2 separate regions of the Homo sapiens genome follow, and region 2 is linked to region 1. Evidence: read pairs that join two places in POLR2A ChIA-PET (ENCODE). Cell type or tissue: A673. All regions are shown on one strand. Links, peaks and the distances in the headings refer to the core of each region. The heading gives the core; the rest is flanking DNA. Region 1 has its middle 200 kb from the start of FAM3C. Region 2 has its middle 180 kb from the start of PTPRZ1.

Region 1 (2,929 bases), core at 98-2,597:
CTAAACGATCTATTGATGCAGTTTGTTTCAGAGCAGTAACTGGTTTCATCTCTCTCATCCCCTAACCATTCTAAATCTCCTCCCTGCTACCCTGAGCTATCACCTCAGCAGATCTGAGAAACTTACCTGGTGGTGTGACCAAAAGCTTTATTTGAGTCTTTCATAATTATACTCTTCTCAGATTAGGGTTACTGCACATGTCCATTCAAAATTGCAATAGAGAAGGCAAGTATCAGGAGGTAACCCAAGGGTTCCAGGAGTATCTCCCCTGCTCCTATTATTTAAAAAAAATCCCATACCTCCTGTAAATGAGTCAATACTCCTCCCAGAAAGGCAAACCTTGAGTTAGGGAGAATTACCACTCTATGAATAGTTAGTTTAAAAATATGTATAACTTTAGGATATTTGAAAACTATTGACTGATTAACAAAGAAAGAAGGAAACTATTTCTCTTTAATGTGAATTGGGGTAGAGATAGGGATAAAATCTATTATTTGAAGTATTCTACCTGGTGACAAACCCAAGACCCAGAAGAAGGAGAGCCTTCATATTTAAAGATAGAGTTAGAGCCACTGAAGGGATGAAAAGAGTCCTTTGGTCTAAGCTCTTTTCCTAGGTAGGTCAGCAGTGAAATTATCCCAGGCTAATGCGTTTTCTTGTTATTTTTGAACTCTTTTTAGAAATTCAGTAATCCCTTCCTACATTTTTACACTATATAATTACCTGTAGAAGGAAAAAAGAAACTTTACACTGTAGTAGTTACTAACATTTTGTATTTGTAAAATCCATGGTAAATATAGTCAGCAGGTGATGGCTAGGCATATTTGCTGAAGACCATGGAAACTGAAAAATTGTTAATTGTTAAATATTGTAAGTTCCCTGGCCCACATAGTTAATTCTGCATTCAACCATCAGTGTCCATATCACCCAATGAGAAGTACTGCTCTAGGACAGATATCCCTAAAGTCTCTTGTAAATAACAGTAGCCTTCAGAGAATGAGTGGAATATATGATCCAAAGGGCCGATTCTGTGAATTTGAACTTCAGGAAACCACAGTAAACTATCTGGCAATTAAGCATACCCCATTGATAAAACCTGAATCCCAGACCAGCCTTGGACCTTTGCTTTAGGATTGGCAAAATGGCTCATGAAGCCAGAGTGGTTTTGTTCTAGGGCCTTGGTTCCCACCTACTGCCTCCTTCTATAATCCCCCTTGAATGGAGGTAATATCAGAAATGCCACTTCCTCTCCATGCATTAGAAAGCAATTGAGTTCATGGTGTTTATCCTGTGTCTTCTGAAACCAAGCTTTTCCCATTCTAAGACTTTCAAACAAAATTCAAAACAGTACTCTTGGAGCAGAATTTCAAGGGAGGCCCCTAAAAAGCCCGCCAACTCCATGGTTTTCAGTAAAAGGAACTCCTGCTCTAGTCTTTTGAAACCTGGTTCAAGTAAAATACCATTCTCGTACCAGAGTTTGAATCACATTTCCTCTATCCGCACAGCTTCTATAGTCTTGCCAGAAAGAGCATTTACCCCTCTACTTCCTGATTTAAAAAAAAAAAAAAAAGAAGGTCTGGCTGGCCTATTTTTAATATGCTAATTATCTCCATCTGTAAGTGCTTCCTAGCCTCTTTAGCTTTTCTTGGCCCAACCTCAAATCCCAACATCTTTTCCAAGACAAAAAAAAAAAAATGGTATCCGCCTTACTTACGGCCAGAAGCCAAGGTGCATAAAGAGAGAACTGAACCCTTCCATAACTAAATATAAGTATGAATGCAAATTAGCAATCAGAATTTAGCACCAAATATTTTTAAAGCTAGTAAATGTTACATGAACTTGTTTCTTTTCACTTTGTTCCTATGAAGAATAGTGCCCCAAGATACTTCAGTCATGGAGATTCTTTCATACACTTCCCCAGAGAGATGAGAAAATCAGTATTAGCCCATTTAAGTGAAGCAGCAGATGCCATCATATTAAATTTCCAAGCTTTCTATGGACCATGACTATTTTGTCCTCAGACCACATGTTTAGCTGTAAAAATTACATGAGCTACCACATGAAACCTCATACTGTGTGATGAAGGAAATAATAACATTTTTGAAAAATAAACTACATTTTCAAAATGATATGTTTTCTTTGGCTCGTAGGAATTTGTTTTTAAAATTGAGAGGAGACAGATTAAAGCAAAGCTCCACCATTTTTAGTAGAAACACTATTTCATGCTTTCTGTTTGTGCAGGAAGTGGATAAACTAAGATCAAAATCGGTACAATTTTCTGACAGATGTGAGGACAATCATTTCATTTTTGACATTTCATAGGGAACAAACTTTTTTTCTTAAAAATATTTTAGAAATCAGAGAAGTACATTATTTTATTGTGTTTAAACTGTTAGAAAATCTTCCAAAGTCCGCAAAACTTGTAAATTTTACCATACCTTATCATTATTACTCTTTCCACCATATACTGGTTTTGTCAGTTAGCCAGAAAAAGAATTTTTAGGGGTAGATGCTATTGGTTAAAAGAAAAGAGCAGAGCAAAATAAAAAACAGTGTCTATGGTGACAAAGGTGACCTCGTTGACCAGTCGTTAGCCATCTTCTCAACTAGGTCTTGACCTTGACTTAGTCTTAGCAAGAATCCTGATAAGTCAGTTAAGAAACAGTCCCCTACCCTTGATATATATCAGATTGCTCATCCCTGACCATTGACATCTAAGTCGTTACCCTACCTTTAATAAGAATCCTGCTAAGAGTAAGCCGGTTGAATATCAATGCCTCTGTCCTTCACTTCTCCTCTTAGTAATTTTACATCTACTTACCCCCTCACTCTGGCTATAAATTTTCAGCTCTTTGCTGCACTTAGATTTGAGCTCAGTATCTCTCTCCTATTGCAATAGTCTTAAATAAAGTGTTTCTTATCATTTTAA
Region 2 (2,929 bases), core at 91-2,590, 97 kb after region 1:
CATAAGATTATAATGGAGATACAAAATTCCTATTGCCTATGGATGTCATAGCTGTCTTAATATCAAAGTGGAACACATTATGACTCACATGTTTGTGGTGATGCTGGTGTAAACAAGCCTATTGTGCCATCAGTTGTATAAAAGTATGACACATAAAATTATGTACACTACATAATAGTAGACAATGATAATAAACGACTGTGTTACTGGTGTATTCACTATACTATACTTTTTATCATTGCTTTAGAGTGTACTCCTTTGACTTATTTTTTTTTAAGTTAACTGCAAAATTGCCTTAGGCAGGTCCTTCAGCAGGTATTCCAGAAGACATTGTTGTCACAGGCAATGAGAGCTCCATGGGTGATACTGGCCCTTACAACCTTATAGTGGGAAAAGTTGTGGAGGTAGAACACAGTGGTCGTAATGATCCTGACCCTGTGTAGGCCTGGGCTAATGTGTGTTTGTGTCTTAGTTTTTAACAAAAAAGTTTAGAAAGTAAAAAATAAAAATGAAACATTTTTAAAATAGAAAAAAATCTTTAGATAAGGACACAGAAAAATATTTTGTGTAGCTGCTAAGTGTTATTACAAGTTTAAAAAAATTGAAAGTTTATGAAGTAAAAATGTTACAGTAAGCTAAGGTCAATTTATTGTTGAAGAAGAAAAATGTTTTAAAATTAGTGTAGCCTAAGTGTACAGTGTTTATAAAGTCTACAGAGATGTACAGGAAGGTCCTAGTCCTTTGCATTCACTTACCACTCACCCACTGATTCACCCCGAGCAACATTCAGTCCTGCAAGCTCCATTCATGTAAGTGCCCTATACAGGTATGCCACTTTTTATCTTTCATACCATATCATTACTGTACCTTTCCTATGTTTAGATACACACAAATGCCACTGTGTTACAATTGCCTACAGTATTCAGCCCAGTTACCTACTGTACCGGTTTGTAACCTAGGACCAATCAGTAGGCTATACCATACAGCCTAGGTATGTAGTAGCCTAGGTATGTAAAACAAACATGCTTAAAACCTAACTTGAGGTCCTATCCAAGGGAAAAACATGCTTTTTTTGTGGCATGTTTTATCTGAAAAGTTTTTTTTAACTATATTATTTCAGCTAAACTCTTTTTCTAATCATTTAGCAATAACACTCATAATTTGAGGATAGACGTCATTGTGTTAAATCGAAACAGTATGTGGTCAGCACCAGTATACTTGCGGGGATATGCACCCAGGTAGAAGTTAATCATTATGTTCTTAAAGACCATTAGAAAAGTAATCTGAGAGTTAGTTTTATAGTTTTTTAGTTAGTTTCTTGTGAAAGCCATTATAGAGCATAGTGAAAAGGAGGGAAGTGAAAAAGGTCTCAGGGAATTAGGTATCCATGTTAGCTAAATGGCATTTCACTCTTGAGACCTAAGTTAACACTTGATTTCTGGGCTTTTGGTTTTACATGCCAAACAATGAGGCTGTTATACTTTTTAAATAATCTATGCAATGCAATTCATCTGTTTTCATATATTATCTGAGTTCATTGTGAAAAGTTCAACCTATTTTTTGAAAAAGCTGATATTTTAGAGATCAGAGTTTAAAAAGTTTAGTGGGAAGATGATTAGGATAGAAAAACTAACTATTGGATACTATCCTTATTACCTGGGTGATGAAATAATACATACATCAAACCCCCGTGACATGCAATTTATCTGTATAACCAACTTGCACATGTACCCCTGAAACTCAAAAAAATTTTAAAAACTTTAAAGCTATGTAAACAACACAGAAAACAAACAAGAACACATCAAGGTGACATGACATGGAAACTCCATTTCACTCTTGAGTCACTTTCAATCGGATTTTATGACCAATAAGAATGACCACAAAAATAACTATATGAGAAAAGGCAATCATTAATTAGCTAGATTTAACCATTCCACGATGTATATGTAATTCAAAACATCATGTTATACACAGAAACATACAATGTTATCTTTCAATTTAAAAAATAATGAGAAAAAATACAGATATCTTCTACTATTTCCTACTGAAACACAATGGTCAAGTCTAAAATATTTTTTCTGATTCTTCAATATTCTACCTTCCAGAGTAGATAAGATAGGGCCTCTATGTGATTTCTAAAGTCATTTGTTGTTTTAAGTTGACAAAATCACAAAGTTAGGTTAACCTCAATGAGCTTAATGTGTTACAGGGAATATGTAATGCTTCTGAATTTGAAAAATCTTATAAAATTTTTTTATGCAAATACGTATGTAAATCAAAATACATAATACAAAATACATGACATTCTCTTCCTATCCATGTGGAATAAGATTTCAACTCTTTAAACTGATCTACAAGGTCTTTTATGATAGACCCTCCTGTGTCTCCAATCTAGTTTCTTCAAGGAAAAAAAAAAATTCCTCAAAAAATATAACTCTTGTTTCCTTGAAAGGGAAGGATCTCTCAACATTGCTACTAAAACGAAACATAACAAAACAAACACACACATAATTTTTTTAAAATATACCTCTCTTGGTGGTTTCTTCTCTTTAATTAGAACTTTAACCATACCCTTACATAGAATATTTTCCGGTATTCCCTGTCTCCAGGGTTCCTCATACCATCAGCTTACCAAACCAACTCCACTGTTATTCAATGTCTGAGCATCGTTTTTTGTTCTTTTATAATATATATCAAAATTTGCCATATTCAATCACTACTTCCCAATTCTTATTTTAATAACCACGTGGTAGCATTTGACCTCCACCTTATATTCTTCCATCTCGTAGATTTTATGACACCATTTTCTCTGGGTTTTCCTCCCACCTCACAGGCTCTTCTTTTCAATCTGATTTGTTGATCTCTCACAAACCTCTACATGTTGTTTGCTCCATGGTTCAGCTCAAGGGCCACATCTCCCTTCTAACTG

The links. Peaks named below come from ENCODE experiments on the same cell type or tissue, not always from the same donor. Only the 100,000 strongest peaks of a DNase experiment are listed, where the experiment ranks them.
Region 2: POLR2A ChIA-PET joins it to region 1 with 5 read pairs; 2 of 35 experiments call an interaction of 5 or more read pairs at or near these places.

The regions. Positions count from the first base shown.
Region 1 is chr7:121,594,561-121,597,489 of GRCh38, forward strand. No RefSeq gene overlaps it. Among named protein-coding and RNA genes, the nearest start is that of FAM3C, 200 kb to the left of the region's middle. In A673, for the core only: no CTCF peak of the experiment used is centred there; a DNase peak (open chromatin) is centred at 1,561; H3K27ac peaks cover 1,120 bases.
Region 2 is chr7:121,691,520-121,694,448 of GRCh38, forward strand. No RefSeq gene overlaps it. Among named protein-coding and RNA genes, the nearest start is that of PTPRZ1, 180 kb to the right of the region's middle. In A673, for the core only: no CTCF peak of the experiment used is centred there; no DNase peak of the experiment used is centred there.